Linked DNA regions of Homo sapiens: region 1 is linked to region 2. Evidence: chromatin loops called from intact Hi-C (ENCODE). Cell type or tissue: sigmoid colon. All regions are shown on one strand. Each heading gives the region's core, and the rest is flanking DNA. Links, peaks and the distances in the headings are about the cores only.

Region 1 (5,372 bases), core at 159-5,158, 60 kb after region 2:
TCACTCGCTATTGGTGGAGCTCAACCCTGCCTGTCATGCTGGGGCCTGTGACGGCTGCATCTTGGGCACCTGCTGCCTGGAGGGATGGCCTGTGGGCTGTGGCACCTGAGGCAAATCTCCAGGGTTGGCTGAAGTCAGAGTAGGAGATGAGACTCAGACCTTACAATTCTTTAAGTGCCTACAATTCACCAGATCTACATCGTGTGAGAAACATAGTGAAAGCGTCACTGCAGCATGATCTTAGTTTTTTCAGAAAAGCCCCGCAACCTGCGAAATTAACCTGTGCTTGCTGCTGTGCTTGCAGAAGTGAAGGCTGGAAGCCAATAACCACGAACCAGCCACAGGATGAGCTGAACCGAGCAGTGCGGCCTTGACTGAACTCTTGCCTCATTACCCTGAGAAAATCTCCACCCAGGGGGAGCAATGCACCTTGCTAGGCACAAAAAGTGCTGGGTGCAAAAGACAAGACTGTGCAGGGTCCAGCCCCTCCTGGAAGAACCCACCTTTCTCCAGGAATCCCTGGCCCAGTCTCCACCTACCTGCCCTAAAAGCCCTTAAAATCCCCCTTTGCCCTATGCCTTAGGGAGAAGGTGGTTTGAACATGAGCTCCCCTTCCCCATTCCTTGATCAACGAATAAAGTTTGACTCTGCTTTGCCCAACCTGGTTTTGTCCTCGTGGCACAAACAGCACCGGGCAGGGAAAAGACACATTAGGGTCAACTGACCCCTTCAAGGGTGGGTCACAGAATGTTATTGTAATGGGGCTGGGTGCATTGAGGGGAGGTTTGAAGAGTCCCAGAGTCAGGGGATTGGGGACAGGTTGGCCTGTCCTGGTCCATGGTGTCCAGCCAGGTGTCCCCATGTCAGGATCTTGGGTCTCTAAAGGAAACCCTGAACCACCCTCCAGGTCAGGGTTATGCAGAAGCCTCTAAGAAAATCCCCCGAAGCCTGGTTGCTACCACCCCCATCTTCCCTGCTCCCCAGCCCCAGTGTCCTTCCCCCGTGTCCTTCCTCTGGGCAGAGGAGGGACCAGCCCTAGGCCTGGCCTTGGGCTTTTTCACCAGCTTATCCACACACCTCCCCACTTCCTGAGTTCTCCACCTGAGATGCTGCGCAGAGCAGGATGTAATGGAAGGATCGAGGGCTTTAGCTCAGAAAACCCTGGGTTCGAATCCTAGCTCTACCAGTTTCTAGCTGTGAAACCTTACTCCTCGCTGAGCCTCAGTTTGCCCTGCTGTAAAATGGGGCAAATGCCTAAGAAAACTGTTGTCCAGCTCAAGTGAGCTGATGGGCAGGAGAGGGTTTTGGAAATAGAGTCTGGACTGGTGAGGAGCATCTCGCTTATCCCGCTCAAGAGAGCCCACAGCTGCCCCAGGCCTTGCCTGTCCTGCCTTTCCTTTCCAATCCCAGCTGCGCCCCTGCCCGGGCCCACAACTCACTTTCCAAACCTGTACAGACTACACCAGGGCTCAGCGCTGGAGAGGCAGGACCCTGAGGTGCTGACAACCAGGACTGGGTGCATCAGCTGGGTACCTTGGGTAAATGAAGCTGATTTCTGGCATCAGCCAATGAGCCTTTGGCAGGGACACTCCCCTCCCACCTCAAGTGGTGGCCAAAGTCACCAAGCCCTTCGCAGGCTGGGCTAAACTGGACAGACACCAGGACAGCACAGTCAGGAGGGACCAGGGGTCCTTCCTCCCAAGGGAGCAAGGCCAGAGCCCAGGACAGGCCCCAAAGCCAATGGACATAGCTTTGTGGGGGTTGAGTTATCTGGGACAGCCCAGCAGTTGCACTCAGAGCAGCTGAGCCTGGCAGCGTTCAAACGCTGACTCCCCCACTTCCTGGCGTGATCGTGGGCAAGCAATTTCACCTCTCTGAACCTCTCTTTCTCTGCAAAATGAGGTCATATCAGCACCCACCTCGTGGAATGATGTGAGGATTAAATACAGTTTCAGTACCTGGTTCAGGACCTGATGCTTGGAACGTGTCTAATAAAGGTTGTCTCTCACTTCCTTCAACTTTGAGAAACAGGGAATGCTGGAAATTCCATCCTTTTGCAGAAGGGAAAGAGAGTTCAAGCCCACTCCTTCTCGGATAAGTCAACGAGGGAAATCCAGTGAGGGTGGAAGAGAGGAATCGAGCACAGCCACCCCTGTTCCGTGCCTGGCTCAGAAACACCGGTCCCTGGGTCAGTGGGGAGGTGGCAGGTAACTTAGAGTTCATCATTGGTTTGAGGGACTCTAGCTGAAATTTGCTGGGAGAACAGCTGGGATTTAAGAAGAGGGCGTCAGCTACAAAGCTGAAAGCTCTAGAAACTGGGAAAATCGGCAGGGCCTGGTGGCTCATACCTGTAATCCCAGCGCTTTGGGAGGATGAGGTGGGTGGATCACCAGAGGTCAGGGGTTCAAGACCAGCCTGGCCAACATGGTGAAACCCCATATCTACTAAAAATACAAAATTAGCCGGGCATGGTGCCGCATGCCTGTAATCCCAGTTACTTGGGAGGCTGAAGCAGAATCGCTTGAACCCAGGAGGCGGAGGTTGCTGTGAGCCAAGATCACGCCACTGCACTCCAGCCTGGGCGACAGAGTGAGGCTCTATCTCAAAAAAAGAAAAAAAAGAAAAAGAAACTGGGAAAAATCTTCAGTGCAGCCACACTCTCTTCTGCTCCCCGACCTCGGGGGCTGTTATGGGTTGACCTGTGTCCTCCAAAGGATACGTTGAAGCCCTCAGGCCCAGTACCCCAGAATGTGGCCTGATTTGGAAATAGGGTTGTTGCAGAAGTCATCAGTTAAGATGAAGTTATACTGGAGTAGGGCGGGCCCTTAATCCTGTATGCCTGGTGTCCTTATGAGAAGACACTGTGGTCGGGTGCAGTGGCTCATGCCTATAATCCCAGCACTTTGGGAGTCTGAGGCAGGAGGATCCCTTGAGCCCAGGAGTTTGAGACCAGCCTGGGCAACACAGCAAGATCTTGTATCTACAAAAGTTTTATTTTTTATTTTTTTATTTTTCTGAGACACAGCCTTGCTCTGTTGCCCAGGCTGGAGTGCAGTGGCACAATTTCAGCTCACTGCAACCTCCACCTCCCAGATTCAAGCAATTCTCCTGTCTCAGCCTCCCAAGTGGCTGGGATTACAGGCATGCACTACCATGCCTGGCTAATTTTTGTATTTTTAGTAGAGACGGGGTTTCGCCACGTTGGCCAGGCTGGTCTCAAGCTCCTGACCTCAAGCAATCCTCCCGTGTCGGCCTCCCAAAGTGCTGGGATTACAGGCATGAGCCACTGCACTCGGCCTCTACAAAAAATTCTGAAAAGTAGCCAGGCGTAGTGGTGTGCACCTGTGGTCTCAGCTACCTGGGAAGCTGAGGCGGGGAGGTTCGCTGGAGCCTGGGGAGTTGAGGCTGCAGTGAGCTATGATCATCACACCACTGCACTCCAGCCTTGGTGACAGAGTGAGATCCTGTCTCTAAGGAGAAGGAGAAGAAGAGGAGGAATGAGAAGAAGGAGAAGAAGAAGGAGAAGAAGAAGGAGAAGGAGAAGGAGAAGGAGAAAGGAGGAAGGAGGAAGGAGGAAGGAGAAGAAGAGGAGGAGGAGGAGGAAAAGAAGGAGAAGGAGAAGACGAAAGAAGATAGAAGAAGAAAGAAGATAGAAGTAGAAAAAAGGAGGAGGAGGAGATGGAAGAAGGAGGAGAAAAGAAGGAAGGAAGGAAGGAAGAAAGAAAAGAAAAGAAAAGAAAGGAAAAGAAAAAAAAGAGGCATCATGGAGACCCATGAAGAAGATGCCCGTGTGACAATGGAGGCAGAGTGAGGAGCGGGGCGGGAAATGCATCTCTAAGCCAAGGAACACCAAGCAAGGATTACCAGCAAACACCAGAAGCTGGAAGAGGCAAGGAAGGGTCCTCCCCTACCAGGTTCAAGGTGCCCTGTTGACACCTTGATTTTGGGCTTCTGGCCTCCAGAACTGTGAAAAAATTAATGTCTATTGTTTGAAGGCCCCTGTGTGGGGTGCTCTGTTACCAACTTCCAGGGGCATCCAGAAGCCCTGGGACACAAAGGCAGGGTTCTAAAATGAGAAGCCACTTCCCAGGGGAGGTGGTATGAGGGGAAGGTCAGGGGAGGCACTGCTTGGGGTCCGCGTGGCCTGGGCAGGGCCCCATCACCTGTGCCCCCAACCCCGACCACAAAGGTGTCTGATCCCCAGCACCTCCTCCTGGGGACACATCCCATGATCCTCTGTGGCCCAGACAGCAGCCTCTCCTCAGCCCCAGACGGACGCCTTTTTCAGCTCCACCATAAGGAAGAGTTTTCTAGATTAGAAGGCACTTAATAGGTGTTTGTTGTGAAAGTGAAAATCAACAAGGGCTGCTGGGTGGGTTTACTGGGAAGCTACTGACACGTAAGCTGCAGCCTCTTCCAAGCTGACACCTTGACCTCCAGCCTCCAGAGCTGAGACAATTAGTTTCTGTTGTTTTAAGACATCAAGTGTGGTACTTTTTTTCCAGCAGCACTAGGAAACGGATACAGAGATGGTATTGGGATACAGACTGCAGATGGACTTTGGCCTCAATAATGCCTGGCTCCTGCGTGCCCCTGACTCCTTAATGCAAGAACCAAGCTGGGAGGGCTTAGATCATAATTTCTTCATACAGGAGAGGATGCAGTGACCCCAGGAAGGAGGCACAGGTGACGCAGAAACTCCCAGCAGACCGGGCGCAGTGGCTCACGCCTGTAATCCCAGCACTTTGGGGGTCTGAGGCGGGTGGAACATTTTGGGTCAGGAGTTCGAGCCCAGCCTGGCCAACATGACAAAACTCTGTCTCTACTAAAAATACAAAAATTAGCCGGGCATGGCGGCACATGCCTGTAATCCCAGCTACTCGAGAGGCTGAGACAGGAGAATCACCTGAACCTGGGAGGCGGAGGTTGCAGTGAGCCGAGATCGTGCCACTGCACTCCAGCCTGGGTGACAGAGCAAGACTCTGTCTCAAAAAAAAAAAACCTCCCAACCTCCCAGCAGAGTGGTGGTGGGGAGCCCGTGCTTCCACCCCTGTGAAGTGTAAAGGGAAATGGAAGGAGAAACACAGAGATGAGAAACGACACATACGCCCCTCAGGGCTGAGCCTCGGACTGCACAGGAGGGTCAGTGAGGACACTGAGACAGAGAGATCCCCCAAGAACCCCCAGCCTATAGCCCACCTCCTCCTTGCTCAGTAGCAGTGGGCTGCCCCAGCTCCCTTCAGGCTGCAGGTGATATGTCCAGAGGGCCCCACATGCCCCAGAATGGGATCTCCAGCTGCCAAGAGGGCTGATGGCCCAGCAGAGGTCTGGAAAGGTGCCTCTGGGCCAGAGGGGAAGGACACATGGGACTC
Region 2 (5,372 bases), core at 218-5,217:
CACAGCTAGGGGTTGAATGTGGATCCAAGGGCTCCAGAGCCCAGGCCAACACCTGCCAAGGCATACTCAACAGGGCTCCTCTCTTCCTCCGGGCCCCAGAATCGCCCTGCCTGGCTCCTTATGATGCCCTCCCTACCCCAGCTCTAAATTCAGCCATGCTTCCAGGACGAGCTGAGGCTCCTTCCTCCAGGGAGCCTTCCCTAGCCTCCTTTCCTCTCTAACTCTCAGACGCTAGAGACTGGGCCAGTCCTGAAGCTCAGTGTCATCTTTTCCCTTCCCCACTGACCCTCTGGGGACCCAACACAGGGGACTCCAAGTCTAGCAGCCCCCACCTGCCTATGAGGATGGGGCTTTCCACATGGCCTGCCCAGGGCTTAGGGTTGAGGCAAGCCTGGGCCAGAGCTCCACCATGTATGTGTGCAAACAGCTCGCTCACCACACATTTATTATGCATTTGTTGTACTCTGGGCTCTGGGAAGGGTCAGGGAGGTGCGGTGGGGAAGGAAGTCATGGACACCAATAACCATGGTGTGCAATCAAAGGGCAACACAGTGATTGAGGAGGAGGGGTTTGGAGACTGAAACCAGGCAGGTAGGTCACCCCATGCTGTGGCCAGGGGAGACTGCATCTGAGCTGCTGCGTTGGGGTAGACAGGCTCCGGTAAAGACATCCCATGTTGGGCAAAGAGCCTAGCGAGGAAATATGCAGGGTAGACATTCAGGGCAAAGAGTGGCCATGCAAGTGGACAAGTGAGAGATTTGCAAAGGCACCTGACCTGGGAAAACACGGTCCTTTTCTCCTCTGCCCCACTGTGTCAGTTAGCAATTTATTACTGCCTCTCAGCTCCAAAAGCACCCTTCAGTGTATGTTCCATGATAAGCAATGGGACTCACTTAAGTATTTCTCCTTTAAAGTGAGCATGATGTCAACCTTTCTTAGGAGAGGGCAGTACAAGAGGAAGAGGCTTCCTGCAGTTTCCAATGTGGGTTGGAGTTGGCTGTGTGAGTGTGTGCAGGTGAAGCCTATCCCAGCCATGGGTCCAGAACTCAATCCCTCTGCAAACTTGCAACCTCAGCCTGGGGCCAGCCCTTCCAAACAGAAATCAGAACTACTCTCCATGCCCCCACCCATCTGGCCCAACCCCTCTGAAGGCCTCTTGCCCATGCCAGTGCCCAGACTCCTCCATAAGTAGCCCCACGTTACCTCTATCCAGTCGCCTGTAGTCCAGAAAGCCACACCCTGAGCTGCTCCATGTGCAAGCCACACCCCAGAGCTCCCCTCTTTCGTCACCCCATGCTGCTTGCACACTGGATCCCAAGGTCTTAGTTTCCTGTTGTTTGCCCAGCAACTCTAGCAACTCTAGGCCAGCTGAGGCCATCTCCAACCTGGCCACACCAGCCAACATCTGTGCTATCCACTAGGCTGAGCAATGCCTTCTCCAATAACGCCTGAAGCCCTTCCGAGTTTGTCTTTCCTTGGGTACTCTCCCTCAGCCCTAGAGGACCATATAGAGTTTCCTTATGTCTTGCAGTGACTCTTTTATCATAGTTAATAACTCTTCATATTAAACTTCCCCTGTTTGAGCTCCTGTGTGGTTTCTATCTTCTAACTGGACTCAAACTGCTACACCCATCTGTCCCTCTCAGCAGCCAGAGCCCAGCAGGCACCTAACTGAATGACCAAAGGGTGTCCCTTAGGATGAGGGCAACTCTCTTTGGACAGACCACCATCTTCCTTCTGGGCAAGGAGCTTGACTGAGGCATTTTCATCCCCCCTTCACCTAAAAGAACATATATTATTGAAATAGGTACATCATGGGTACAAACAAAGCCTGGCTGGTTGGAAAAAATGACTGAATAAATGGGCAGACGGATGGATGGATGGACGGACGGACGGACGGATGGATGGATGGATGGATGGATGATGAACAAATGGATGAATGGTTATATGAATTGATGGGTAGTGAGTAGATGGATGGATGGATGATGGACAAATGGATGGATGGTTATATGGATTGATGGGTGGGTGGATGAATGGATAGATGAACAAATGGATGGATGGTTATATGGATTGATCAGTAGTGAGTAGGTGGATGCATGGATGGATGGATGGATGATGAACAAATGGATGAATAGTTATATGGATTGATGGATAGTGAGTAGATGGATGGATGAATGAATGGATGATGGACGACAAATGGATGGATGGTTATATGGATTGATGGGTGGGTGGATGGATGGATGGATGAACGAATGGATGGATGGTTATATGGATTGATCGGTAGTGCGTAGGTGGATGCATGGGTGAATGGATGGATGATGAACAAATGGATGAATGGTTATATGGATTGATGGGTAGTGAGTAGATGGATGGATGAATGGATGATGGACAAATGGATGGATGGTTATACGGATTGATGGGTGGGTGGATGGATGGATGGATGAACAAATGTATGGATGGTTATATGGATTGATGGGTAGTGAGTAGGTGGATGCATGGGTGGATGGATGGATGATCGATAAATGGATGGATGGTTACATAGATTGATTGGTGGGTGGGTGGATGGATGGATGGATGGATAGATGGATGGATGGATAGATAGATGGATCACTGGACTGACATATTGAGCTCATAATCTTTTCCTAGGTTATTAACTTCCTTTATGGACTATGGCTCTGTCTTAAGTTTTTTGTCTCTCTCATACTGCAGACCACTCTGAGTGCCTGGGTCTCCCTCCCTCACTTCTAGAGCTCAGCCTATTTTAACCCTCAATAAAAGTAGGATGAGTGAATTAATTAACCAAATAACCAAATGAAATACGAGTCACATTGTCCTGAGCAAAATCATGGGGGTGGATTTTCCAACCTGCCCCTTGCCACTCTCTCAGTACCACCCCCAACCTGTTCTCCACCACCAAGACTCTGGGCTTGGTCCAGTACCTTCGATCTCTCATGCTGGAAACTTTAGGAATGAACCTGAACCCTCACAGGAAGAGTGGCTAGGGTCACACCGTGCCAAAGGCTTTGCTTACTGGTGGTAAAAATTGAGGCACCTTTTACTCCCCAAAGGAAACATAAACAGAACATAAACACCATATATCTAGGCAGGAAGGAATCCTATCTCTGGCTAAGAGATTAGCTTATCAGGGGTAGAAAATCACATGGCTTTGACTTGCCAGCATTTACATCCCTTGGTGTTCCCTAGGTCATCTTGTTCTGTGTGATTCACTGGGTGTGAAGGGCATTCAGAGGCTAAAGGGGTTAGACATGTTCAGTGTGACCAGAAGGGCAGAGGCCCAGGAAGCAGATGCTGCCTCCTTAGAACAAAAAACTTGCTCGTAAAACCAAAGGCAGAGAAACCAAAGATGGAGAAGCTGCCTAGAAGAGCAATGAACTCCCCATCACCTGAAGTTCATGACTCAGGGACAAGGTCCAGCTCTGGGAGCCGGAGAATGGCAGAGGGAACCAGACATCTCATGTCTGGATTGAAGGAAGGTCATGTCACCATCCAGCTCTGAGGCACCGTGCATTCCCCTCCTCAGTGGACCTTAGTCCCCACATCCATAAAATGGAACTCCAGTCTCTGCCTGCCTGATTCATGGGGCTCCTATGAGGTTCTAGTTACAAGACGGGGCAAGCTGCCAGGCAAGGGGCACTGTGCCCAAAGTGCCACCATGGTGCTCTAACTTCAGGCTCATCCATGCGGCTCTCCAGGGTCCTCTTTCAAAACAGGAGCTCCCCCAGGCAAAGAGGTGACACAGTCAATGGATGTCATCAACAGAGATGTCATCAACAGAGATGTGGTTATGTCTTCTTCTTCTCCCAGGCAGCGTTGGTGGCTCCAGGGACAGACAGAACCTGGAGACTGCATGTAGGGAACTGGCCTTAGGTATGCAAAGAGGTTGCTGGGCTTGGCTGAAAGTTGCAGCTCAAGAGAAGTTGTTTAATGCAAGAGGGCAGGTCTATACAGCCTGGAGGAGCAGTCTGCTCCCCGCTGGGGTGGGGCAGAGGAAGGAGGGGGGAGATGAGGGAAGAGGGAGGAGAAGAGGAGGAGGAAGGGAAAGGGCAGAAGTGAGGGAGGGAGACCCAGGCACTCAGGGAAGATAAAACAGCCCAGCTAAGCAGTCCAGCTTGTTGGTGATGACTAAGTATGGTTTTGCCTCAGTTTCCCCAGTGGCTTGAAATGAGAAATTCGCCTGAGCAGCGAGCTGGCCCACTCTCAGGCCTCCCAGTGGTCTTGCCTCAGCTCTGGTAGAAGAGTCCACTGGATATCACCACGTAGCCCTGAAGGGCAAAGGAAACCATGGACCAGGTCAGAGGAGGCACAGGCAGGACCCCAGCCGCCCCCTCAGCCTGGCTCTGAGTTCTGCTCTGCCATTCTTGCTGTGGGTTGTGAGGAGAGTCCTTTGCCTCTCTGGGCCTCAGTTTACCAGTCTGTCACTTTGGGGGTAGTAACAGCCTCCACCTCACAAGGTCACTGTGAGGATGCAGTGAGACCCCCATGGAAGGCACTGGTTGCTGCTCCGATGGTGGATACCACTGATGCTTTATGAATGGGAGCCCAGAACCATGGAGCATCTTCTCCAAGTCCAACTCTCTCCAGCAGACTCAGGCACCCCCCATAGCTCCCCTATGCTACACTCCACTGCAGGAGCATTCTGGAGGGCTGCCGATCATTCATTCATTCATTCAGTAAATCTTCATCAAGCCTCTACTATAAGCCAAGCCCTGTGGCAGGTGCTGGGGAGCCAGCAGAGAACAAGCCAGACCCAGTTCCTGCCCCAGTGTAGCTCGTAGCCTAGGGCTCTGTGGTCCAATAAGGCAGCCACAATTAGTGGCTATGGCTAATTAATTAGTCCTATGGCTAATTACATGGAAATTCATTAAAATGAAACAAAATAAAAAATTCAGGTCCACAGTTGCACTAGCCACATTTCAGTGCTCAGTAGCCACATGTACCTGTGGCTTATCATGGCTGCTGCTTTGGACAGTATAAATTTCCATCCTTGCAGAAAGTTCCATTGGTAACAGTACTGGACTAGGGACTTTTCACCTCTGACCCAGTGGCTGGGTCAAGTGCCAAGGTGGGTCAGCCACTAACTGCCTGTTTTGGGAAGTCCTAGGGAAATCCCCACAGAGCCCTGCTCCTCTGTGTACCAATCGTTCCTTCTCATGGGGGCGGATAATCACCCAAGTGCCTTGAGAGAGTAGTTCTTAAGGAACAAGGGCATCCTCCCTGGAATTACATCAGCAGGTCACACTCATCGGGTATGAACAGCACGTGAGACATTGGGCTTGAGAGACCTGGGTTCAGCTTTCTGTCCTAGGCATGTCTTGCTGACTGAATTTCCTTTTATATCCCAGGTACAGAAG

Evidence for each region. Peaks named below come from ENCODE experiments on the same cell type or tissue, not always from the same donor. Only the 100,000 strongest peaks of a DNase experiment are listed, where the experiment ranks them.
Region 1: a loop joins it to region 2, with 5 times the contacts of the local background. A loop is called at or near these places in 1 of 110 quality-filtered maps.

Annotation. Positions count from the first base shown.
Region 1 is chr20:32,962,172-32,967,543 of GRCh38, reverse strand. It overlaps LOC124904887 (a long non-coding RNA gene), which reads left to right. Exons shown (of 2, transcript XR_007067565.1): 2 at 305-660. Among named protein-coding and RNA genes, the nearest start is that of SUN5, 40 kb to the left of the region's middle. In sigmoid colon, for the core only: no CTCF peak of the experiment used is centred there; no DNase peak of the experiment used is centred there; H3K27ac peaks cover 1,206 bases.
Region 2 is chr20:33,022,253-33,027,624 of GRCh38, reverse strand. It overlaps BPIFB2 (BPI fold containing family B member 2), which reads right to left. Exons shown (of 16, transcript NM_025227.3): 16 at 3,922-4,283. The coding sequence ends at 4,242. Among named protein-coding and RNA genes, the nearest start is that of BPIFB6, 6.7 kb to the left of the region's middle. In sigmoid colon, for the core only: no CTCF peak of the experiment used is centred there; no DNase peak of the experiment used is centred there.